6 separate regions of the Homo sapiens genome follow, and regions 2, 3, 4, 5 and 6 are each linked to region 1. A link is a loop called in an ENCODE intact Hi-C map of the cell type or tissue named here. Cell type or tissue: heart right ventricle. All regions are shown on one strand. Region 1 overlaps SMARCA4 (SWI/SNF related BAF chromatin remodeling complex subunit ATPase 4). Region 2 holds the start of DOCK6-AS1 (DOCK6 antisense RNA 1). Region 3 has its middle 4.3 kb from the start of LDLR. Region 4 overlaps LDLR (low density lipoprotein receptor). Region 5 has its middle 14 kb from the start of TIMM29. Region 6 overlaps LDLR (low density lipoprotein receptor).

Region 1 (4,000 bases):
GTAAGTACAATGAAACACTTCTGTGCTTCAACGGATATCACGGAAGCGAAAAGAGAATGTGCAGAATGGAACAAAATATTTACAAATGATATCTGATAAGGCACTTGTAAATAACTTACAATTCAATATTAAGATAAATATATTTTAAATTTGGGTAAAGGATGATGTGACTAGACATCTCTTTCTAGAGGATACACAAAGGGCCAAGAAGCATATGAACAGATACTCCACACCATTAGCCATCAGGGAAATGCAAATCCAACCACACTCAGATGGCACTTCATACGTGCTGGGATGGCTAGAATCAGCGGGCGAGGGAACAGCAAGGGTTGCTGAGGATGTAGAGAAAGAGGAATTCTCATACACAGCTGGTGGAACTGTGAACTGGCGTAGCCACCAAGGAAACCAGGCTGGGGTCCCTCAAAAGGTTAAATAGAGAACTAACATTGTTCCGGCAACTCTACGCCTAGGCACATATTAAAGAGAAATCAGATATTAAAGAGAAATCACATATTAAAGAGAAACGCGTGCACGCAAAAACGTGTACGTGAATGTTCACGGTAGTATTGTTTGTAATAGCCCGAAAGTGGATACAACCCAAGTGTCCATCAAGAATGGACAGAAAAACCGAATGTGACAAATCTGTACGAGGCAGGATTATTTCACCATCAAAGAATGCAACACACCTGCTGCATCATGGGTCAGCATGTTACATTGCGTGAAAAAAGCCTGACACCAAAGCATCCCACGCTGTAGGACTCCACTGACAGGAAACGCCCAGAACAGGTAAAACTATATGGACAGAAAGTACATCAGTGGTTGCCTGGGGCTGGGGAGAATCCATGAATTACCAGGAATGGCAAATCGGGGCAGGGCTTCTTTTGGGGGCGATGAGAATGTTCTAAAATGGACTGTGGTGAGAGATGCACAACTCTTGGATACACTGAAGATGATTGTATCATATACCCCAAAAGGGTGAACTGTATGGTATGTAAATTACACCTAGAAAAAAATGTACATAGAGCAGCCACGTATGAACTGATCTTAAATTTAAAAGGTACTCACTGCCTCAAATATGCAGGGCTGAGCTGGGCACCGTGGCTCATGCTCGTAATCCCAGCTACTCTGCAGGCCGAGGCGGGTGGATTGTTTGAGCCCAGGAGTTTGAGACCAGCCTGAGTGACACAGTGAGACCCCCACTTTACAAAAAATTTAAAATTAGCCAGGCGTGTTGGTGTGTACCTGTAGTCTGAACTACTCAGGAGGCTGAGGTGTGAGGATCACTTGAGCCCCCAGGAACTGGAGGCCAGCCTGGGTAACACAGCAAGACTTTGTCTTTATTAAAAAAGAAAAAAATGCAGGGCCGGTGACACTCATACAGCAGCCAAACAGCTCTGCTGTCACACAGGTCTGTGGCAGGGCTCACACTGTCTTTTCAGGGTTTCTCTTCTGGGTCCTGGAGCGCTGTGCTTGGGAGGCTGGCTGGGGAACAGGATGGCCTGTCTGTCACCTGGGCTCCTGGTGTGTTTCAACAGCGCCCTCTGGTGCACAGCTTGGCAGGCAAGCTCATGAGTCTGGGCTGCTGAGGTCCCAGGAGGGAACCGGGGCTGTTTGGCCACATGGGCTAGGCCACATGGCTCTTTCCTGGGTGTGGCACTTTGCATGGCATAGCCAAAAGCTGCCACCTGCCTTCTCGGAATTATTGCTTCAGGACATTTTTATGACACAACTTCAGGGATGGATTCTGAATCATCGTCTCTATAACTCAGAGCCCCTGAGCTGGGAAGGGGTCTGATCTGTCACCGTAACCCCAGTGAGGACATCAGTGCCAGGCATCTGTCACAGTGTGCCTTGGGCTGGGAAAGTTGGGTCGGGTGAAGCCCCAGGAGCACCGCACGACTGACTCAAAGACATCTGCAGCTGCTGTTGCAGGGCCAGCTGCCATCTGCTGAGAACGGGCCCTCACGTCAGCTCCACAAGCAACTGCCAGCCCCGTGCAGCACCTGCCAGGTTCAGAGGCCCTTGGGGGCTTGCCCTCTCCTCCCTCCCCATGACTGAGTCTCCCCAGCTCATGGGGGGGGACTTGCCCAAAGTGAGGCTGCCTGCAGCCAGCAGTGCAACGCTTTGCAGGGCGCCTCAATAGTCCATGATTCACCCTTGTGCCTCCCTCCTGGCAGGTACTGGGAAAGCCAGCAGTCCACTGAGATCAGCAACATGATTTTTAACCTCGGGAAGAGGTAAACCCTTTTACTTGAAAGACCAACCATAACCAGCAGCAGGTTTTGAGCTGCTCAGGAACCGTGGGTCCTTCTTGCATTCCAAGGCAGAGCCAAAAGGACCTGACCATCCCTGGCCCACATCGGAAGGCTCTCGGCTGCCTGCGGAGCCTGGCCAGGAGTGGCCCAAGGAAAGCATTTTGGACCCAGGCCTGAGTCCTGGCGGTGGGCCCTTTGTCTCCCCAGCCCTGCCTGGCGCTGGCCTGCGGCAGCTGCTGGGCCTCTCCAGCATGTACCTTGAGCCACTGCTTCTCCGTCAGTGAGTCGCTGTAGTCCACCTCCTTGCGGTGGCGGGAGCCACGGCCGAACATCTTCTCCTCCTCCTCCTCACAGGTCAGCCGCTCCACCTCCGCGTCGTCCTTGATGATCCACGAGGGGAGCTCGTCCTCCTCCATGAGGCGCGGCTTCCGCTTGGGGTTGCGGGCCTCCTCGCGCCTGCGGTCCAGGTCCATGCGCTGGTGGGCAGGGAGGCAACGGGAGAGGCATCAGCATGCAGGCACCAGGGGCACGCTAGAGCCAGAACACCGAGAGTTCAGAAGGGCCTTTCTCTGCCCGTGGGGCTCCACGCTGCTGCGAGAGTTAAACAGTAGCTCTCGATTTTTCAGTGGCTGACCTGGCCTGGCTCCGTCAGACCCTGACTAGAGGCTCTGCCTCAGGAGGCAGAGGAAACTCGAAAAGATGGAAGGTTGCACAAGAGGGCTGCAGACCCCAGCAGGGGGGCAGCAGCTGCGTGGCCCAGCGTTGGTGGAGGCATGAGGCCTGCGGGCCAAGGGGCCCCTGCTTGGGTGGCTTATTTCCTGTTTCCCACCCAGGGGCAAGGGGGCTCTGCGACTGAAGGCCTGGTCAGTCCCTTGGCCTTGGATAGGGCGAACTCCCTCTGAAAGGGAGTGCATGAAGCCCTGGAGAGCCCGTTAGAAAACAGAGCTGGTGGGGCAGGTCTCGGGTCACATGCAGAAGGCTGGGTGTGCATCTCGCCCTCCGATGCCATCCTCAGGAGACTGGGGGTGGAAGACGGGTCAGTCTGGAGGTGGGAGTGGGCTGCACTGTGAGCTGTCCCTGGCTCCCTGACCTGCTAGGGATACCACCATGGGCACTAGGACGTCTGCTTTGCTCCTGGTGGCAGCAGAGTGGGATGCCTGAACTGCCCCATCCAGCCTGCAGCGCTTACCATGAACAGATCAAACTCCTCCTCGTGCCGGGCGATCATCTGGTTGACGGTCTCGTCGTCGGGCACCTCGTCTTCCTCCTATAAGATTGCAAACTGTCAGTGCCGCTGAGGAGGGGCCGGGGTGGGCGGCGGCCGAGCTCAGAGGCGAGCGGCGGCGTCCGTGGGAATGAGCTGGTGGTCCCGGCACGGCTGCGGTGGATGGGGACCCACACGGCAGCGAAAGGCACACACACGCACACGCACACGCACGCTCCGTGGGACCAGGGCCCTTGCTGGCCGTCTCAGCCGAGAAGCCGAGGATTGAATGGGCATGGAGACTGAACTACCCCTCTCACCTTTAGAGGTGGCTCCTCCAAGTCGGGGTTGACGCCCGCTGGCGGAGGGGCAGTGTGGGCGAAGCTGGCACTGCCGCTGCCCGTGCTGCAGTGTCTGCTCTGTGGATAAATAGAGGACTTCAGTCTCCAGGGCTGTCAATCCGGCGTCTTTCACCAGCAGTTTAGAAAAAAAAACCACTTCAAAGAAAAAGCAAGTACTCATCCTCTTTCCGTTCAGCCCA
Region 2 (4,000 bases), 170 kb before region 1:
GCTCAGGTGATCCTCCCACCTCAGCCTCCTGAGTAGCTGGGACTATAAGTGCGCACCACCACACCCAACTAATTTTTTTTTCTTCGTTCATTTTTTTTTTTTAAGAGATGGGATCTTGCTATGTTGCCCAGGCTGGGCTTGAACTCCTAGACTCATGCAACCCTCTCGCCTCGGCCTTCCAAAGTGCTGGGATTACAGGCGTGAGCCAGCATGCCCGGCAACTGATTTTCCACTGTGGAAAAGGGGTTTTCTTCTCTAGTTTGCTTGTTTGTATGAGGGCAGTTGGTGGTTTCTACATTTAACTTGCAGGAGCCCTGGGGCCTTTGCTCCGTGTGTTTTTCTGGTTTGTGTGGGGCTGGCTGTGTCCATGTGATGTCATTTTACCTGTTTCTCAGTTCCTCACATTTTGGGGAACTGGCAGTTACATTTGAGAGCTCAGTGAGATTCAAGGTCACACTTGAAGTCAGGTGTTCCAGTGAGATTTCTTCTGTGGTGCTGGCCCTTTAGTGACATTATTTTCATTATTGTCACTTTGCTGGATTCTTGGAGACGAAGGCCTCAGAGGAAGGGCCAGGTGCGGTGGCTCACGCTTGTGATCCCAGCACTTTGGGAGGCCGGGGCGGGCAGATCACTTGAGGTCGGGAGTTCAAGACCAGCTTGGGCAACATAGAGAAACCCTGCCTCTACAAAAAAAAAAAAAAATACAAAAAATTAGCTGGGCATGGGCGCAGTGGCTCATGCCTGTAATCCCAGCACTTTGGAGGCCGAGGCAGGCGGATCACGAGGTCAGGAGTTTGAGACCAGCCTGGCCAATATAGTGAAACCCCATCTCTACTAAAAATACAAATATGGCTGGGTGCAGTGGCTCACGCCTGTAATCCCGGCACTTTGAGAGGTCGAGGTGGGTAGATCACAAGGTCAGGAGTTCGAGACCAGCCTGGCCAATATGGTGAAACCCCGTCTCTACTAAAAATGCAAAAAAAGTAGCTGGGCGTGGTGGCACATGCCTGTAATCCCAGCTATTAAGTAGGATGAGGCAGGAGAATTGCTTGAACCCAGGAGGCAGAGGTTGCAGTGAGCCGAGATCATACCACTGGACTGCAGCCATCTCAAAAAAAAAAATACACGGGTGGGGTTAAGGGGAGGGATAGCATTAGAAGAAGTATCTAATGTAGGTGACAGGTTGATGGGTGCAGCAAACCACCATGGCACGTGTATACCTATGTAACAAAACTGCACGTTCTGCGCATGTACCCCAAAGTATTAAAAAAAAGATTACGAAAAAAAACCATACACACACAAAAGCCTCAGGGGAAGAAACCAGGGGGTGGACACAGGCCTTCTGACAGTCAGCAAACCTCACAGGATGCCTGTTTTGAGCCAGGCTTGATGCCAGCACCCGCTGGGGGTGAGGGGCATATTACCACATGCCAGAAGGCAGTTGGGCATGGAGGTCATGGGCACAGGGCCAGATGGGTGGGTGTTTGGGTCTTGGCCCTGGGGAATGCCTCTGTCTCTGAGACTCACTTTCCTCTTTGAGGAATAGGAAAAAAAAACTGCTTCTCCCATCAATGAGGGAAGACAGATGGGTGAAGTGCAGATGTACATCGTACCTGTGCCATAGAATATTCTTGCTAAAAGTGGTGAAGGGCTGGGAGAGTGGTGGCTCACACCTGTAATCCCAGCTAATCAAGAGGCCAAGGCAGGAGGATCACTTGAGCCCAGGAGTTCAAGACCAACTAGGGCAATATAGTGAGACCCTGACTCTACAAAAACTAAAATAAAATTATTTGGGCATGGTGGCATGTACCTGTAGTTCCAGCTATGTGGGAGGCTAGGGTGGGAGCATCTCTTGAGCCCAGGAGTTGGAGGTTGCAGTGAGCTATGATTGTACCACTACACTCCAGCCTGGGTGATGGAGTGAGACCCTATCTCAAAAAAACAAAAAAGATAAGTAGCAGTGAAGACCATGGAGCCCTCTGTGGGAGCTGAGTGGAAAGGCTCAACCCCTATCTGGGATAGGGGTGGTCAGGGTGGGCTTCCTGGAGGAGGTGATGGAGGGTGGGTAGGAGCACGGAGGCTCACAAGGGAGATGGGTAGACAGGAGCACAGTGGAGAGAGGAAGACAGTTTGGGGAATCCTGACCCCACCTCACCCTCAGGGCGGGCTCTACGAGGCGGTGAATGAGGTCTACAAGAACCTCATCCCCATCCTGGAAGCCCACCGTGACTACAAGAAGCTGGCCGCGGTGCACGGCAAACTGCAGGAGGCCTTCACCAAGATCATGCACCAGGTGGGCCCAGGACCCCCTCCCCAGACCCCACCCTCAGCCCCACTCCTCATCCCCACTCCTCATCCCCAGGGATCTGCTGACCTTGACCCTTCTCTTCCCCACAGAGTTCCGGCTGGGAGGTGAGTCAGCCTTGGTGGACAGCCACCTGCCTCTGGGACCCCCGTGATGACTGGCCAGCAGCCATCAGTGAACACCAGGGGGCACCAGAGGAGCATGGCCGCTGGCCCTTGGGGCTGGGGCTGTGGCCACAAGGGACCCACCCCATTATTTCCCTCCCTTCCCCAAAAATGCCCCCACCCCCCGCCCCAGATCTCGAGGGCAGCTTGTGACTCACCCAGCTGGGAGCTCTCCAGAGACACCCCTCCCTCTGCCAGGGCCAGCTTGGTCACTGCAGGGGGGTGGCGGGGTGACTCTTGACTCCCTCATGGTCTCTTGGTCTCTTTCTCATCTCTCCCCAGTCTATCACGTGGCTCTCCCTATCTTGGTATCTCACTGTCTCTTAGTCTCTGTCTCTCCCTGCGTACCCAGCTTCCAGCCTCCCCCAGGCTCTCTGCTCCTCATTTCTGGTTAATGTGTCCTCCCGCTCCAGCCCCCCCGAATCCCGCTTCTTCCCTGCTTAGGTCTATTTTTAGGCATCTCCTAGTTTGGGGAGAATGTTCTGGCCAAAGATGGCAGAAACCCAGAGCCCAGGCAGGCAGGCTGGGTGGGAGCTGGGTGGGGAGGGCAGGTCCTCTTCGCCCCCGCCCCCCTCCCGTCTCTGATCTCTCCCCCCACGGAATGATTCTCACGGGGCAGTGTTAACCAGGACCCTGGGGGTTGAGGGAACTCTGACCTCTGACCTCTCCCATGACATTGTCTCTCTGTCCCCCACACCTCTGGCCCCACCATGTCTGCCCCATCCTCCCCGGATCGGCCTTGGTAAGTGAACATCCAGCCATTCTACTTCCTTTCCAGTCATGGGGTGGTGTTTTTAGGGTGGTAGGGAGGGGGTTCCTTCTTCCAAACTTAGGGCTGGGGACAGGAGCAGGGGAATGCCATGGAACAAGGGAACCAGAGCCACTGTCCTAGAGTGAGACACAGCCATCCCTTCCCTCAGCCATCCAAGCATTTATGGGGTACCTACTGTATACCCATTCTTGTGGGCCTCAGGGCACAGGAAGGAGAATGCCCTAGAACAAAGGAGGCAGAGCCTCCATCCTAGAGTGAGAGACAGCCATCCCTCTCCTCAGCCATCTATGCATGTATTGGGTACCTGCTGTATACCCTGTCCCACGGGCATTAGGGACACACCCGTAAACAATACAGCCCCAGTCCTAACTTCCTATTGCAATCCATGCCCCAATGTTCTCAGGGCCCCCTGCCTGTGCCCATGCCCTGATGTTCTCGGGGTCCTCACACTCCCATCCTGATATTCGAGACACCTATCTCTGGGGCAGGGAGACCTCCAGCAGGGGCCTCCCGGACAACCACACCCTTTCTCACAGCCCCAGCGCGTGTTCGGGACGTATTTCCGCGTGGGCTTCTACGGCGCCCACTTCGGTGACCTGGATGAGCAGGAGTTTGTGTACAAGGAGCCATCGATCACGAAGCTGGCAGAGATCTCACACCGGCTGGAGGCACGTCCTTGTGGTTGGGGGTGGAACGGGGCATGGGGCTGCCTTGGGGCTGGAGTAGGGGCTGTCCCTGGGTGGCCCCGAGTCAGCCCTG
Region 3 (4,000 bases), 50 kb before region 1:
GACTGTGTCTCAAAAATAAAGATAAGTTTAAAGATTCAACTTAAAGCAAAAAATAAGTAAATAAAAATTTAAAAAGTAAGTATCACTGGATTTTTTTTTCTTTTTTTTTTTGAGACAGAGTCTTGCTCTGTCACCCAGGCTGGAGTGCAGTGGTGTGATATCGGTTCACTGCAACATCCTGCTCCCAGGTTCAAGCGATTCTCATGCCTCAGCTTCCCGAGTAGCTGAGATTACAGGTGCATGCCACTACGCCCGGCTAATTTTCTTATTTTTAGTAGAGACGGGGTTTCGCCATGTTTGCCGGGCTGGTCTCGAACTCCTGACCTCAGGTGATTCACCTGCCTCAGCCTCCCAAAGTGGTGGAATTACAGGTGTGAGCCACTGTACTGGCCCAATATCACTGGGTTTGATTTCCCTTAAAAAAAAATTTAAGGCTGGGTGCGGTGGCTCACGCCTGTAATGCCAGCATTTTGGGAGGCCGAGACGGGTGGATCACGAGGTCAGGAGATCGAGACCATCCTGGCTAACAAGGTGAAACCCCATCTCTACTAAAAAAATACAAAAAAATTAGCCGGGCGTGGTGGTGGGCGCCTGTAGTCTCAGTTACTCATGAGGCAGAGGCAGGAGAATGGCATGAACCCAGGAGGCGGAGCTTGCAGTGAACCAAGATCGCGCCTTTGCACTCCAGCCTGGGCGACAGAGTGAAACCCTGTCTCAAAAAAAAAAAAAAAAAAAAAAAAAATTTAAGATGGCCAGTCACAGTGGCTCATGCCCTATAATCCCAGCACTTCAGAAGGCCAAGGCAGGTGGATCACCTGAAGTCAAGAGTTTGAGACCAGCCTGGCCAACATGGCAAAACCCGGTTTCTACTAAAACTACAAAAATTAGCCAGGCATGGTAGCAGGCGCCTGTAGTCCCAGCTACTTGGGAGGCTGAGTCAGGAGAATCACTTGAACCTGGGAGATAGAGGTTACAGTGGGCCGAGATCACGCCACTACACTTCAGCCTGGGTGACAGAGGGACACTCCCTCTGAAAAAAAAGAAAAAAAAAATGCGCCGGGCGTGGTGGCTCACAGCTGTCTCACACCTGTAATCCCAGCACTTTGGGAGGCAGAGGTGGGCGGATCACCTGAGGTCAGGAGTTGGTGACCAGCCTGGCTAACAAGGTGAAACCCCGTTTCTACTAAAAAAAAAAAAATACAAAAAATTAGCCAGGCGTGGTGGCGCATGCCTGCAATTCCAGCTACTAGGGAGGCTGAGGCAGGAGAATCGCTTGAACCTGGGAGGCAGAGGTTGCAGTGAGCCGAGATCGCACCATTGCACTCCAGCCTGGGCAAGAAGACCGAAACTGTCTCAAAAACAAAAACAAAAAATTATAAGACGTAGGCTCAGTGTGTGTCATGAGTCCACATCTGGTTACCCAGAAAGAGTTACCAGGAGAGGGACTCCCTTCCCGGAAGGCACTTGGCTTACATAGTTCCCAGAGCTAGAGGTCAGGGCAGGTCTGGAAAAGAGCCACAAAAACTCTGAAAAGCACATTCCTCGGGTGCCAAGGCCTGGCCAAGGTTTCCAGAACAGCGTTCCCCAGGCCCCTGACCTGCCTGCCATGCACGGACACGGCCATACATGGCTCTGAGGACTGAGTCATGCTGATAAATTTTTCTGTTTCTTGGTTTCCATTTGTGCTCCTGTAACTAGCTCACAGGGCTCTTGTAAGGATTAAGTTAAAATATATAAAGCGACTAGAGGCCAGGCGAGGTGGCTCATGCCTGTAATCCCCAGCACTTTGGGAGGCAGAGGTGGGAGGATCACTTGAGCCCAGGAGTTGGAAACCAGCCTGGGCCACATAGTGAGACCCTGTCTCTACAAAAAAAAAAAAAACAATTAGCCAGGCGTGGTGGCTCACACCTGTGGTCCCAGCTACTCAGGAGGCTGAGGTAGGAGGATTGCTTGAGCCAAGGAGGTTGAGGCTGCAATGAGCTACGGTCGCGCCACTGCACTCCAGCCCAATCAACAGAGCCAGGCTGTCTCTCAATTAAAAAAAAAAAAGTGATTAGAGCCACACTCGGTGCATAATAAATACCATATATGGGTTTGCTTTTCTCTGTGGCTGCTTTTGTGTTGCAACTGCATTTTTTTTTTTTTATCTCTTCAGGGAAGACCTGCCAGTTCCTGCTGTTTTTTTTTTTTTGTTTTTTTGTTTTTTGTTTTTTGTTTTTTGACGGAGTCTAGCTCTGTCACCCAGGCTGGAGTGCAGTGGCGCGATCTCGGCTCACTGCAACCTCCGTCTCCCGGGTTCAAACAATTCTCCTGCCTCAGCCTCCCAAGTAGCTGGGACTACAGTCACGTGCACGTGCCACCACGCCTGGCTAATTTTTTGTATTTTTTTTTTTTTTTTTTGAGACGGAGTCTCTGTCTGTTGCCCAGGCTGGAGTGCAGTGGCGCAGTCTCGGCTCACTGCAAGCTGCGCCTCCCGAGTTCACACCACTCTCCTGCCTCAGCCTCCTGAGTAGCTGGGACTACAGGCGCCCGCCACCACACCTGGCTAATTTTTTTTTGTATGTTTAGTAGAGATGGGGTTTTACCGTGTTAGCCAGGACGGTCTCGATCTCCTGACCTCGTGATCCGCCCGCCTCAGCCTCCCAAAGTGCTGGGATTACAGGCACGAGCCACCACGCCCAGCCTAATTTTTTGTATTTTTAGTAGAGACGGGGTTTCACTTTGTTAGCCAGGATGGTCTGGATCTCCTGACCTTGTGATCCACCCGCCTCAGCCTCCCAACGTGCTGGGATTACAGACATGAGCCAACACGCCCGGCCTGTGCCTGCCTTCTTTCTATTAGGGAGTCAGTAAGTAATCCTGCTGTGGAACCCACTTTATTGGAAAGTTCCTGAACTCCCAAAGTTATCTAATACAACTCAGGGTGGGCATTTTCCTCGCTGTAATAGCCCACCTGCCCCCGTCCTCCCATTTTCTACCTCTCTAATTCACCAGGAGGCTCAGTCCGGAATAGGTCTCTGCCCCAACGAGCCTGGCCTTTGGCAGAGGTGAGCCATTGCAGCTGTGGTCTGGCCTTAAGCCCATCAATCCACAGAGAAACCATCAGTAACAGCAGAGACCTCGGTGCCTGCCAGTGGGTGGAATCAGGAACCTGCCTTGGCTCAGCTGGCATCAGTTATCTTCACAAAATGCCCAAAGCCGTGTGCTGACAGACCTCATGGCTTGCTGAAATACAGCAATACTAAAATTCCACAGTGCAATTCCACAGTGCCTCCTAGAATATAGCAATAGTGAAAATTGCATAAATAAGTGAAAATAAGGCCGAGTGTAGTGGGTCACACCTGTAATCCCAGCACTTTGGGAGGCTGAGGTGGGCGGATCACTTGAGGTCAGGAGTTCAAGACTAGCCTGGGCAACATGGTGAGACCCTGTCTCTACTAAAAACAAAACAACAAAACAAAACAAAACAAAAAACCGGGAGAGTGGAGGGCTAGGGAAGGGATAGCATTAGGAGAAATACCTAATGTAGATGACCGGTTGATGGGTGCAGCAAACCACCATGGCACATGTATACCTATGTAACAAACCTGCACGTTCTGTACATGTATCCCAGAACTTAAAAGTATAATAAATACACATATATTTTTAAAAAGTAGCTGGGCACAGTGGCGCACACCTGTAGTCCCAGCTGCGGAGAGGCTGAGGCACAAGAATCGCTTGAACCTGGGAGGCAGAGGTTGCAGCGAGCCAAGATCACACCAGCCGGGTGCAGTGGCTCACGCCTGTAATCCCAGCACTTTGGGAGGCCGAGGCAGGCGGATCACGAGGTCAGGAGATCGAGACCATCCTGGCCAACATAGTGAAACCCTGTCTCTACTAAAAATACAAAAATTAGCCGGGTGAGGTGGTGGGCGGCTGTGGTCCCAGCTACTTGGGAGGCTGAGGCATAAGAATGGCACGAACCTGGGAGGCGGAGCTTGCAGTGAGCTGAGATCGTGAC
Region 4 (4,000 bases), 67 kb before region 1:
CTCTTGTCCCCCAGGCTGGAGTGCGATGGCAAGATCTCGGCTCACTGCAACTTCCACCTCCCGGGTTCAAGCGATTCTCCTGCCTCAGCCTTCCAAGTAGCTGGGATTACAGGCACCTGCCACCACGCCTGGCTAATTTTTTTGTATTTTTAATAGAGACGGGGTTTCACCATGTTGGCCAGGCTGGTCTCAAACTCCTGACCTCAGGTGATCCGCCCGCCTCAGTCTCCCAAAATGCTGGGATTACAGGTATGAGCCACTGCACCTGGCCGCTTGCTGGAGATTTTATAGAATGGTGCTTGTGCTGTGCGCTGAAGAGGGCTTTGTGCAGTACTTATAATGCCGAGGTTGCAGTGAGCTAACTTGCAATTTTCTATCAGCCGAGGTGTCTGATGATAGCTGGGAGCAGGAAGATAAGGAGTTATTTACGCAGGAGGGCTGTGTGTTCTGGACCATGGAGAAAGGCAGAGTTACATAGTTTGTCGGCCTTCTTCTTCTTTTTTTTTGAGACAGAATTTCGCTCTTGTCCCCCAGGCTGGAGTGCAATGGCGTGATATTGGCTCACTGCAACCTCTGCCTCCCAGGTTCAAGTGATTCTCCTGTCTCAGCCTCCCGAGTAGCTGGGATTACAGGCAGACGCCACCATACCTGGCTAGTTTTTGTATTTTCAGTAGAGATGGGGTTTCACCGTGTTGGCCAGGCTGCTCTCGAACTCCTGACCTCAAGTGATCCACCCGCCTCAGCCTCTCAAAAGGCTGGGATTACAGGGGTGAGCCACCGTGCCTGACCCTATCTGCCTTCTTTTATTGCTTTCCTTTGGTTCGGTCAGCCTGGTTTTTTTCCTAATTAGGACTCCACACTCAGTGGTAAAAATCCGAAATCCAAAATGCTCCAATAAGCATTTCCTTCTAAAGGTCAGTGCTCAAGACGTTTCAGAATTTCGGGTGCTCAAGACTTTGAATTTCGGGGTTTTGGATTTGGATGTGCCACTTGTATTAAGACAGCCAAGAAGACGCCCAGCTTCAAAGTCCATTTCCCTTCGGGATTCTTGGCCTTGCTCCTTGGCAGAACTTTCTGGCTTTTCCCCCTTCATGTTACGTGGGTCATTGAGGCTTGGCTAGCAAGCGTCACTATGTGTTCAGCCTCACGGGGCGGGGATCACAGGATCACGGGGATCACGACCAGCGGGAATCACAGCGGCTTGCCAGTGTGTGTGCCAGGTGGCTAGCCCTCGGCAGGGACAGCCTCCCTGACTGTGCGTGACAAACCCGAAGAGGTAGCACCATCCCCACTTTGTAATGCCTCCTGGTCAAGGGGGGATTTGAAGGGCGGAAGAGGCTTGGTATGAGCCCCCAAGAGATGGAGCCCAGTTCGGGGCAGCTGCCTTGCAGCTCGAGCAGGACCCCGTAGAGACAAAGTCAGACCACTCCCCAGGACTCAGATAGGCTCAATAGCAAAGGCAGGGCCACACTTACGACAGCCTTGCTCGTCTGAGCCGTTGTCGCAGTCCACTTGGCCATCGCACCTCCAGAACTGAGGAATGCAGCGGTTGACACGGCCCCCACAGCTGAAGTCCCCGGATTTGCAGGTGACAGACACTACAGAAGAGACAGGATTGAACTGTCACTCAAAGGAAAGACCCACTGAGGCCGAGCACAGTGGCTCACGCCTGTAATCCCAGCACTTTGGGAGGCCAAGGCGGGTGGATCACGTGAGGTCAGGGGTTCAAGACCAGCCTGGCCAATATAGTGAAACCCTGTCTCTACTAAAAATACAAAAATTAGTTGGGTGTGGTGGCGGGCACCTGTAGTCCCAGCTACTCGGGAGGCTGAGGCAGGAGAATCACTTTAACCTGGGAGGAGGAGGTTGCGGTGAGCCGAGATCCTGCCATTGCACTCCAGCCTGGGTGGCAGAGTGAGACTCCGTCACACACACACACACAAAAAAGACCCACTGGCCTTGCCAATCCTGTCTTTGCAAAGGAAAACCCCAGAACTTTGAAGAGAATGTCAATCCCACTTTTTTTTTTTTTTTTGAGACAGAGTCTTGCTCTGTCGCCCAGGCTGGAGTACAGTGGCACGATCTTGGCTCACTGCAAGCTCCGCCTCCCGGGTTCACGCCATTCTCCTGCCTCAGCCTCCTGAGTAGCTGGGACTACAGGCACCCGCCACCACGCCTGGCTAATTTTTTGTATTTTTTTAGTAGAGACGGGGTTTCACCGTGTTAGCCAGGATGGTCTCGATCTCCTGACCTCATGATCCTCCTGCCTCGGCCTCTGAAAGTGCTGGGATTACAGGTGTGAGCCACCGTGCCTGACCTAATCCCACTTTTTTTTTTAGTAGAGATAGAAGTTTCATCATGTTGAGCAGGCTGGTCTCAAACTCATGGCCTCAAGTGATCCGCCTACCTCAGCTTCCCAAAGTGCTGGGATTCTAGGCATGAGCCACCATGCCTGGTCTCCCATTTTAAAAAAATATATATATACATACATATGGGGCGGGCTCAGTGGCTCACGCCTGTAATCCCAACACTTTGGGAGGCCAAAGCTGGCGGATCACGAGGTCAGGAGATTGAGACCATCCTGGCTAACGTGGTGAAACCCCATCTCTACTAAAAATACAAAAAATTAGCTGGGCGTGGTAGTGGGCGCCTGTAGTCCCAGCTACTCGGGAGGCTGAGGCAGGAGAATGGCATGAACCCAGGAGGCACAGCTTGCAGTGAGCTGAGATCGCGCCACTGCACTCCAGCCTGGGCAACAGAGCAAGACTCCGTCTCAAAAAAAAAAAAAAAAGAAAAGAAAAAGAAAAAAACAAAAACAAATATTTATTTATTACTTATTTTTTAGAGATGAGGTCTAGCTATGCCACCCAGGTGGCCCTCAAACTCCTGGGCTTTATAAAGCAATCTTTCTGCCTTTCTGCCTCAGCCTCCCAAGTAGCTGGGACTACAGACACAAGCCATTGTGCCCGGCCAAGCCTACCCCTTTATGGGTCAAAACGGAGGGCATTTAAATGGAGCTTGTTAAAAACTGGACATTAGGCTGAGTGCGGTGGCTCACACCTGTAATCCCAATACTTTGGGAGTTCGAGGCAAGAGAATCACTTGAGCCCAAGAGGTCAAGGCTGCAGTGAAGTATGATGGTACCACTGGACTCCAGCCTGGGCAACAGAATTAGACTCCATCTCTTAAAAAAAAAAATAGGCCGGGCATGGTGGCTCACGCCTGTAATGCCAGCACTTTGGGAGGCGGAGGCAGGTGGATCACGAGGTCAGGAGATCGAGACCATCCCGGCTAACATGGTGAAACCCCATCTCTACTAAAGATACAAAAAATTAGCCGGATGTGGTGGAGGGTGCCTGTAGTCCCAGCTACTCGGGAGGCTGAGGCAGGAGGATGGCGTGAACCTGGGAGGCGGAGGTTGCAGTGAGCTGAGATCACACCACTGCACTCCAGCCTGGGTGATGGAACGAGACTCCGTCTCAAAAAAAAAAAAAAAAAAAGACATTAGGTTATGCAAAGTTTTGGAACAAGATAGAGGTGGTGGCCACACAGCATTGCAGATGTATTAATGCCACTGAGCTGGTTAATTTCATGTTATGTGAAATTCACATCAATTGAAAAAACAATAGAGCCATTTAATGGCTTTAAGGAAAGCTCCAATAATTCATTCTCTCCCCACCTCCTAATTCATGATTGAATACATCAAAATCCACTGGCCACTTTTCCAGCCGCCATCATCAAAAAGGGGTTAAGAATCGTGTCACAGGCCAGGCGTGGTGCCTGTAATCCCAGCACTTTGGGAGGCCGAGGCCAGCGGATCACTTGAGACCAGAAATTCAAGACCAGCCTGGCCAACATGGCGAGACCCTGTCTCTATTACAAAAATAAATGCATATCATGCCCAAAGGGGACTCACAGCACGTCTCCTGGGACTCATCAGAGCCATCCTGGCACTCAGCGCTGCCATCGCAGACCCACTTGTAGGAGATGCATTTCCCGT
Region 5 (4,000 bases), 93 kb after region 1:
CCTCTTTTTTTTTTCGAGATGGGGCCTCGCTCTGTCACCCAGGCTGGAGTGCAAGGGCGCGATCTCAGCTCACTGCAACCTCCACCTCCCAGGTTCAAGTGATTCTCCTGCCTCAGCCTCCCGAGTAGCTGGGACTACAGGCACGTGCCACCACGCCCAGCTAATTTTTTGTATTTTTAGTAGAGACAGGGTTTCACCGTGTTAGCCAGGATGGTCTTGATCTCCAGACCTCGTGATCCACCTGCCTCGGCCTCCCAAAGTGCTGGGATTACAGGCATGAACCACCACACCCAGCCTCTCCCTCTTTTTTTTTATTTTTATTTTTTTTTTGAGACAGAGTCTCACTGTTCAACTAGGCTGGAGTGCAGTGAGATGATCATGGCTCACTATGGAGTCAACCTGCGGGGCTCAGGTGATCCTCCACCTCAGCCTCCCAAGTAGCTGGGACTACAGGAGCACACTACCTCACTCAGGTAATTTTTTTTTTTTTAGAGGGAGTCTTGGTCTGTCACCCAGGCTGGAGTGCAGTGGCGCGATCTCAGTTCACGGCAACCTCTGCCTCCCAGGTTCAAGCGATTCTCCTGCCTCAGCCTCCGGAGTAACTGGGATTACAGACACCCACCACCATGCCTAACTTTTTGTATCTTTAGTAGAGATGGGGTTTCACCATGTTGGCCAGGCTGGTCTCGAACGCCTGACCTCATGATCTGCCCACCTCGGCCTCCCAAAGTGCTGGGATTACAGGTGCGAGCCACTGTGCCCTGGCTATATTTTATTTTAGTATTTATTTATTTATTTGTTTATTTATTTATTTATTTATTGAGAGGGAGTCTTGCTCTGTTGCCCAGGCTGGAGTTCAGTGGCATGATCTCAGCTCATTGCAACCTCTGCCTCCCAGGTTCAAGTGATTCTCTCACCTCAGCCTCCCCAGTATCTGGGACTACAGGCACATGCCAGCACATCTGGCTAATTTTTGTATTTTTAGTAGAGACAGGGTTTTTACTAAATTTTTCATATTTTTAGTAGAGATGGGGTCTCCCTATGTTGCCCAGGTCAGTCTCAAACTCATAGCTCAAGGGATCCATCCACATTAGCCTCCCAAAGTGCTGGGATTACAGGCATGAGGCACTGTGCCCCACCGTGACAGTTTACTTCATTGTGGTCATCCTCTTGATATTTTGAAAGCATTCAAACTCTACAGTGGCTTTTATATAATTAAACAACAATTTTAAAGAGATGGAGGTGTCACTATGTTGACCAGGCTGGTCTTAAACTCCTGGTCTCAAACTCCTCGTCTCAAGCAATCCTCCCATCTCAGCCTCCCAATGTGCTGGGATTACAGTGTGAGCCACCACGTCCAGCCTATAGTGGCTTTTGTAAAAACCCCTACAGAGTGAGGCCTATCATATTATTTCAAAAGCCTACACCCAATATCTAACTGTTCTCAGAAGAAATAGGGAGACTTTTCAGAGCATCACTACCTAAGCAAGGTCACAGATTGGAGCCCCAGCTGGGAGGAAACAGAGCTATCAACATTAGATGTGCCTCAACAAAGACCAGTGCAGTCCCTGCAGGGGATGATGAAAACTTTTCAAAGCCAGCTGTCCCACGAGTAAAGTTTAAACCAATCCACAGAGCACAGATCCTACACTGATAAGCAATAACACTACAGCAGAACTCAAGCAATGGAAAATCCTACAAGTTTTAGCATGAATAACATCCACAAGAGCTGGGTTATTAGAGCAGAGCACCTCTCCCTGGTTTTGATTCAAAGAACTTGCCAGAATTTAAATTAATTATTTTTTCATGTAATTATTTGCTGCAAGGCTGGGCACGGTGGCTCACGCCTGTAATCCCAGCACTTTGAGAGGCCGAGGCGGGCGGATCACAAGGTCAGGAGATTAAGACCATCCTGGCTAACACGGTGAAACCCCGTCTCTACTGAAAATACAAAAAAATTAGTCATGTTGGCCTGGCTGGTCTCGAACTCCTGACCTCAGGTGATCAGCCCGACTTGGCCTCCCAAAGTGCTGGGATTACAGGCGTGAGCCACTGTGCCCGGCCCCTGCATTTTATTTCAATGGAAGGATGTCTAACTTAATTTTCCCACAAATGGTTTCCAGATCATCTCTCATTCAGGGCAAACACCAGATCAGGCCTCTACAAGGAACGACAGATTAGTGCAGCTGGGAAATGGGTAACACCCACCTGATAGAGAAAGGGGGTTCTTGCTCCCTCTAGTGTTCACCACACACTACAGATGTCCTGCTGTTCCCCTGTAAGGCGACCAGTAATACCTACCATGTCAGCTTTGAAATAACCAAGATGTCACTAAGTAGATGGGTGAATAAACCAACTGGGGTCCATGCAGACAATGGAATATATTCCGTAAGATAATATATTACACTAGAAAAGAACTAGCTGCTCAGGAGGCTGAGGTTGGAGGATCACTTGGCCCAGGGGTTCGAGACAAAAGCCTGAGACCCCATCTCCATGAAAAAAAAAAAAAAATTAGCTGGGCCTGGTGGCACATGCCTGTAGTCCCAGCTACTCAGAAGGCTGAGGCAGGAGAATCGCTTGAACCCAGGAGGCGGAGGTTGCAGTGAGCCGAGATTGCGCCACTGCACTTCAGCCTGGTGACAGAGCTAGACTCCATCTCAAAGAAAAAAAAAAAAAAAATCTGCCGGGTGCGGTGGCTCACGCCTGTAATCTCAGCACTTTGGGAGGCCGAGACGGGCAGATCACGAGGTCAGGAGATGGAGACCGTCCTGGCTAACGCAGTGAAACCCCGTCTCTACTAAAAATACAAAAAAAAAATACAAAAAAAAAAAATTAGCTGGGCGTGTTTGCAGGCGCCTGTAGTCTCAGCTACTGGGGAGGCTGAAGCAGGAGAATGGCCTGAACCCGGGAGGCGGAGCTTGCAGTGAGCCGAGATCCTGCCACTGCCCTCCAGCTTGGGCGCCAGAGCGAGACTCCATCTCAAAAAAAAAAAAAAAAGCTCCATAGGTACCTACCCTGTGTTCACTTTATCTTATGGAAAGTGACCATTTACTGGGCGCCAGACGAATACATAATTGACTATCCCCCTACCTGCTCCTTTTCTGTAGGAATATGTGAATTACATATGGATACATTTGGGATACATTACATATATGGATTTTATTACACATGGACACATTACTCTCCCATTTGCCCTCCAGCCCACTTTTCCCCTTTAAATACTGAAGCCCTCAAAATAATTTTTGGAGAAAGACACAGATTATGAACTGTGTCCGTGATTCTATGTTTCGTTCTTTTTCTCTTTTTCTTTTCTTTCCTTCCTTTCCTTTCCTTTCCCTCCCTCCCTGCCCCACTCCTCCCTCTCTCCCTCCCTGCCTCCCTCTGTCTCTCTCTGTCTCTCTGTCTCTTTCTGTCCCTCTGTTGCCCAGGCTGGAGTGCAGTGGTGCACAGCGATTCTCCTGCCTCAGCCTCCTTAGTAGCTGGGATTACAGGTGCCCACGACCGCGCCCGGCTAATTTTTGTATTTTTAGTAGAGATGGGGTTTCACCATGTTGGCCAGGCTGGTCTCAAACTCCTGACCTCGGGTTATCTGCTCGCCTTGGCCTCCCAAAACGCTGGGATTACAGGTGTAAACTACTGCACCTGGCCCTGTGTTTATTTCTTCCAGGCATGTCCTAAACCTTGGCAAAATGAATTTCTAATTTGATGGAGACCTGTCTCAGATACTTCAGATACTATTCATTTTCAAATAATGAATAGCTATTCATAATCATCACTGTGGGCCAGGCATGGTGGCTCACACCTATAATCCCAGCACTTTGGGAGGCCGAGGCAGGCAGATCACGAGGTCAAGAGATCGAGACCATCCTGGCCAACATGCTGAAACTCCGTCTCTACTAAAAGTACAAAAATTAGCTGGGCATGGTGGCATGCACCTCTAGTTCCAGCTACTTGGGAGGCTGAGGCAGGAGAATCGCTTGAACTTGGGAGGTGGAGTTTG
Region 6 (4,000 bases), 96 kb before region 1:
AGAGGCAATAACCCCCTACACAGGGCCCCGAGAATAGTCACTGAACAAATACAGCAACCAGGGTTTGCAAAAATAAATAGATTTTATATATATGTGTGTATATATATATATATAAGTGATAACAGTTTCAACCAATATACAAAGTGCAAACATAACAAAAAATCCCCACTATCTGTACAGGGACGCATTTACGTGCTCCGAAACCAGAAAGGCTTATCACGGTTCCCTGCACTGGGGGGGACACAGTGTTTTGTCCCTGGGGACAATTGCCAATCCCTTGTGACATCTTCACGCGGGAGTCTGACGGAGGCTGTCACTGTCTCTCCGGACATCAGTGCAACAGTAACACGGCGATTTCAGAAAGAACCTGAAGTCCCGTCAAACGATCCAGACTGGAGGATTTATTTATTTTTTTATAGTTGTATTTCTGAAATAGGGTCTTCATCTGTTGCCCAGGCTGGAGTGCAGTGGCTCGATCATGGCTCACTGCAACCTCCACCTCCTGGGCTCAGGCGATCCTCCTGCCTCAGCCTCCCAAGTAGCTGGGATCACAGGCACGTGCCACCGTACCCAGCTGATTTTTAACTTTTTGGTTTTTGTAGAGATGGGATCTCGCTTTGTTGCTCAGGCCTGGTCTCCAACTCCTGAACTCAAGTGATCCAGCTCAGCCTCCCAAAGTGCTGGGATTACAGGCGTGAGGCACCTGTGTCTGGCCAAATTCATTTTTTAAGAGATGGGGTCTTACTATGTTGCCCAGGCTGGAAAGCAGTGGCATAATCATAGCTCACGACAGCCTCAAATGCCTGAGCTCAAACCATCCTCCCACCTCAGCCTCGCCATGCCTGGCCAGAGGCCATGGGCTGCTGATGCACCATGCATGGTTTTTTTTTGTTTTTTTTTTTTGAGACGGAGTCTCGCTCTGTCGCCCAGGCCAGACTGCGGACTGCAGTGGCGCAATCTCGGCTCACTGCAAGCTCCGCTTCCCGGGTTCACACCATTCTCCTGCCTCAGCCTCCCGAGTAGCTGGGACTACAGGTGCCCGCCACCACGCCCGGCTAATTTTTTGTATTTTTAGTAGAGACGGGGTTTCACGTGTTAGCCAGGATGGTCTCGATCTCCTGACCTCATGATCCACCCGCCTCGGCCTCCCAAAGTGCTGGGATTACAGGCGTGAGCCACTGCGCCCGGCCTCACCGTGCATGTTTTAAACACATACCCATCAACGACAAGATTGGGGAAGTGAATGGCTTGGAGGCATTTGCATAGAAGTGGAAGCACTAGGTGGGCGGACATAAAGACGACAATGGCAGTTCTCGATATTCACGATCACGGCTTTGAAGTCCCGGTCAACCTGCCCCTCTCTGTCCCCGGCATTCATTGACACGGGCTTTCCCTGGCCTGGGATCCCATCCCAACACACACGACAGAAAACAGTGCAAAATAATAACACAAATGCCAAATGTACACAGTGTACAACTCTGAACTGAGAAAGTGCAAGGAGACCACGGGAATGGAAGTGGGTAGGGGTCGGGAGGATGGGCACCAGGCTGGTGTCCTGACAGCCACACCTGGGTGCAGGCCACGTGTCCTCACGGCCAAGGTAACCGGGTGTCTCAGGCACTTAATAAATATTAAGGGTGACCAGTGACTCAGGCTCTGCCTCTGGGAAGTGGCATCATTTGGTGAATGAGTTTGGTCTCGGTGCCACCACGGATTCAGCCAGATCATTTCCGACGCCATGAATCCCTTTCCTGGCTTAAGGAAGGTACAAACCCACCTCGAAAGACACTGGGTGGGTCATGATTCGGGGGTGACAGGGCAAAGGCTAACCTGGCTGTCTAGCAAGGCTTGCATAGAAGAGGTAAACACGTTGACTCCTGAGTTTAGGGGTTTGGCTTAGAGATTGGTGGATGAGGCAGGGCCAGGGGGTCCCGTTGGTGCCATCTGCTGTTGTGTGTTGAAAGCCACTTGCTTCTCTGGGCCTGACATCCCCTCCCCTTTCATCTTCCATGTTTGAGGATTGTGTCACGGTGGAGAGAAACTCAAAACTTCCTGGAGAGAAATGGAGGTGTCATCCTGGTCCCCCCGGGCCTGTTTCTCTTATCCTTCACGAGGAAAGGAAGAAACCAAAATCCCAACCCAAGCCATTGCATGGGCACTGTCCGAAGCCTGTTCTGCCTCCCAGATGAATAAATATATAAAACAAAGCTCTGGCAGGCAATGCTTTGGTCTTCTCTGTCTTTGAATAAAACAAGGCCGGCGAGGTCTCAGGAAGGGTTCTGGGCAGGGACGGGACTCCAGGCAGATGTTCACGCCACGTCATCCTCCAGACTGACCATCTGTCTCTGCCAACAAATGGTAAACAGCGGAAACTATCAGTCCAGCATTCAGGAAACACGGCTGGAGGCCACCTACTTCTCACCTCCTGGGCCTGGCAGCCTCCCCCAGCCTGATCCCCAAGCATGTTCCCCCAGGAGCCGCCAGAGGGAGACGGTGAGTACCGGATTCAGTCACTTCCCACCGCTCTCAGGGCAAAAGCCAAAGTCCTCCCCAGTGGCCCACAAGGCTCTGCACAACCTGCCTGGTAGCCTCCTGCCTTTTTACCCCTCTCTCTGTTTGCTCCAGCTACAACGGCCTCAAACCCAACAGGCACGGTCCAGCCTCAGGGCCTTCGCACAGGCTGTTCTCCTGGTTCAGAGAAGGCTACCTACCCTAAACCCCTTGTGTAAAGATCAAGGCGGGCGCAGTGGCTCACGCCTGCAATCCCAGCACGTGGGGAGGCCAAGGCGGGTGGATCACTTGAGGTCAGGAGTTCGAGACCAGTCTGGGCAACATGGCGAAACCTCGTCTCTACTAAAAATACAAAAATTACCCGGGCATAGTGTTGTAATCCCAGCTACTCAGGAGGCTGAGGCTGAGGCATAAGAATTGCTTGAACCCAGGAGGCAGAAGTTGCAGTGAGCCAAGATCACAGCACTGCACTCCAACCTGGGTGACAGAGAGAGACTCTGTCTCAAAATAAAAAATAAAAGCAAAAAAATAAAACACCTCCTCTCCCTTCCTCCCTCCTGGCCCTCTGGAAACCCTTCTTTGAATTTTTTTTTTTTTTTAAGAGACAAGGGCTTGCTCTGTCACCCAGGCTGGAGCGCAGTGACGCAATCACAAGTCACTGCAGTCTCAATCTCCTACCTTAGCCTCAAGCAATCCTCCTGCCTTAGCCTCCCTAGTAGCTGGAACTAGGCGCTCATCACCACACTGGGCTAAATTTTTATTTTTTGCAGAGATGGGGTCTTGCTGTGCTGCCCAGGCTGGTCTTGAACTCTGAGCTCAGGTGATTCTCCTGCCTCAACCTCCCCAAGTTCTGGGATCACATGTGTGAACCACCATGCCGGGCCTCTGAACTCCTTTTTTTTTTTTTTTTGAGATGGAGTTTTGCTCTTGCCTCCCGGGCTGGAATGCAGTGGCGCGATCTCGGCTCACTGCAACCTCTGCCTCCTAGGTTCAAGCGATTTTTCTACCTCGGCCTCCCGAGTAGCTGGGATTACAGGCGCCCACTCCCACGCCTGGCTAATTTTTTGTATTTTTAATAGAGACGGGGTTTTGTCATGATGGCCAAGCTGGTCTCAAACTCCTGACTTCAGGTGATCCGCCAGCCTCGGCCTCCCAAAGTCCTGGGATTACAGGCATGAGCCACCGCGCCCGGCCTCTGAACTCCTTTTGACTTTCTTTGCCCTGTCACCATCTGATGGAGCTCTCTATTTGCTTATCCAACATTCCTCTACACCACCAAGGCCATTGTCCGCTGACATTCTGAATGAGCGCACAGAAGCATTCACCTAATGCTGTCCTCGATCTGGAGGGCTGGGGAAGCCTCGGCCTGGTCCCTTGAGGATCATATGCCTCCAGCTGGGAGGGGGCCGCCATGGGCTCTGGCTTTCTAGAGAGGGTCACTCACCGAGGGGTAGCTGTAGCCGTCCTGGTTGTGGCAAATGTGGACCTC

Evidence for each region. A loop is a pair of places that touch in the nucleus more often than their neighbours do. Peaks named below come from ENCODE experiments on the same cell type or tissue, not always from the same donor. Only the 100,000 strongest peaks of a DNase experiment are listed, where the experiment ranks them.
Region 2: it touches region 1 in a loop (3-fold over the local background); 78 of 110 quality-filtered maps call a loop at or near these places.
Region 3: a loop joins it to region 1, with 3.0 times the contacts of the local background. A loop is called at or near these places in 49 of 110 quality-filtered maps.
Region 4: it touches region 1 in a loop (3-fold over the local background); 35 of 110 quality-filtered maps call a loop at or near these places.
Region 5: a loop joins it to region 1, with 2.1 times the contacts of the local background. A loop is called at or near these places in 26 of 110 quality-filtered maps.
Region 6: it touches region 1 in a loop (9-fold over the local background); 94 of 110 quality-filtered maps call a loop at or near these places.

The regions. Positions count from the first base shown.
Region 1 is chr19:11,033,645-11,037,644 of GRCh38, reverse strand. It overlaps SMARCA4 (SWI/SNF related BAF chromatin remodeling complex subunit ATPase 4), which reads right to left. Exons shown (of 35, transcript NM_003072.5): 27 at 3,780-3,878; 28 at 3,445-3,522; 29 at 2,513-2,731. Among named protein-coding and RNA genes, the nearest start is that of LDLR, 54 kb to the left of the region's middle. RefSeq lists an enhancer at 1,261-1,420. In heart right ventricle, CTCF peaks have their summits at 1,346 and 1,547 (motif pointing left); DNase peaks (open chromatin) are centred at 1,534, 1,901 and 2,432; H3K27ac peaks cover 1,425 bases.
Region 2 is chr19:11,202,493-11,206,492 of GRCh38, reverse strand. It overlaps DOCK6 (dedicator of cytokinesis 6), which reads left to right. Exons shown (of 48, transcript NM_020812.4): 40 at 2,162-2,293; 41 at 2,398-2,412; 42 at 3,784-3,909. DOCK6-AS1 (DOCK6 antisense RNA 1) reads right to left here and starts at 2,865. Exons shown (of 3, transcript NR_186345.1): 1 at 2,628-2,865; 2 at 385-683. In heart right ventricle, a CTCF peak has its summit at 2,482 (motif pointing right); DNase peaks (open chromatin) are centred at 1,432 and 2,702; H3K4me3 peaks cover 712 bases; H3K27ac peaks cover 3,743 bases.
Region 3 is chr19:11,083,174-11,087,173 of GRCh38, reverse strand. No RefSeq gene overlaps it. Among named protein-coding and RNA genes, the nearest start is that of LDLR, 4.3 kb to the left of the region's middle. In heart right ventricle, a CTCF peak has its summit at 1,512; a DNase peak (open chromatin) is centred at 1,534; H3K27ac peaks cover 2,417 bases.
Region 4 is chr19:11,100,262-11,104,261 of GRCh38, reverse strand. LDLR (low density lipoprotein receptor) reads right to left here. Exons shown (of 18, transcript NM_000527.5): 2 at 3,917-4,000; 3 at 1,476-1,598. Among named protein-coding and RNA genes, the nearest start is that of MIR6886, 11 kb to the left of the region's middle. RefSeq lists an enhancer at 1,418-2,056. In heart right ventricle, no CTCF peak of the experiment used is centred here; no DNase peak of the experiment used is centred here; H3K27ac peaks cover 408 bases.
Region 5 is chr19:10,940,442-10,944,441 of GRCh38, reverse strand. No RefSeq gene overlaps it. Among named protein-coding and RNA genes, the nearest start is that of TIMM29, 14 kb to the right of the region's middle. In heart right ventricle, a CTCF peak has its summit at 2,239 (motif pointing left); no DNase peak of the experiment used is centred here.
Region 6 is chr19:11,129,626-11,133,625 of GRCh38, reverse strand. It overlaps LDLR (low density lipoprotein receptor), which reads right to left. Exons shown (of 18, transcript NM_000527.5): 17 at 3,956-4,000; 18 at 1-2,345. The coding sequence ends at 2,310. Among named protein-coding and RNA genes, the nearest start is that of MIR6886, 18 kb to the right of the region's middle. In heart right ventricle, CTCF peaks have their summits at 2,276 and 2,475 (motif pointing right); a DNase peak (open chromatin) is centred at 2,485; H3K27ac peaks cover 2,156 bases.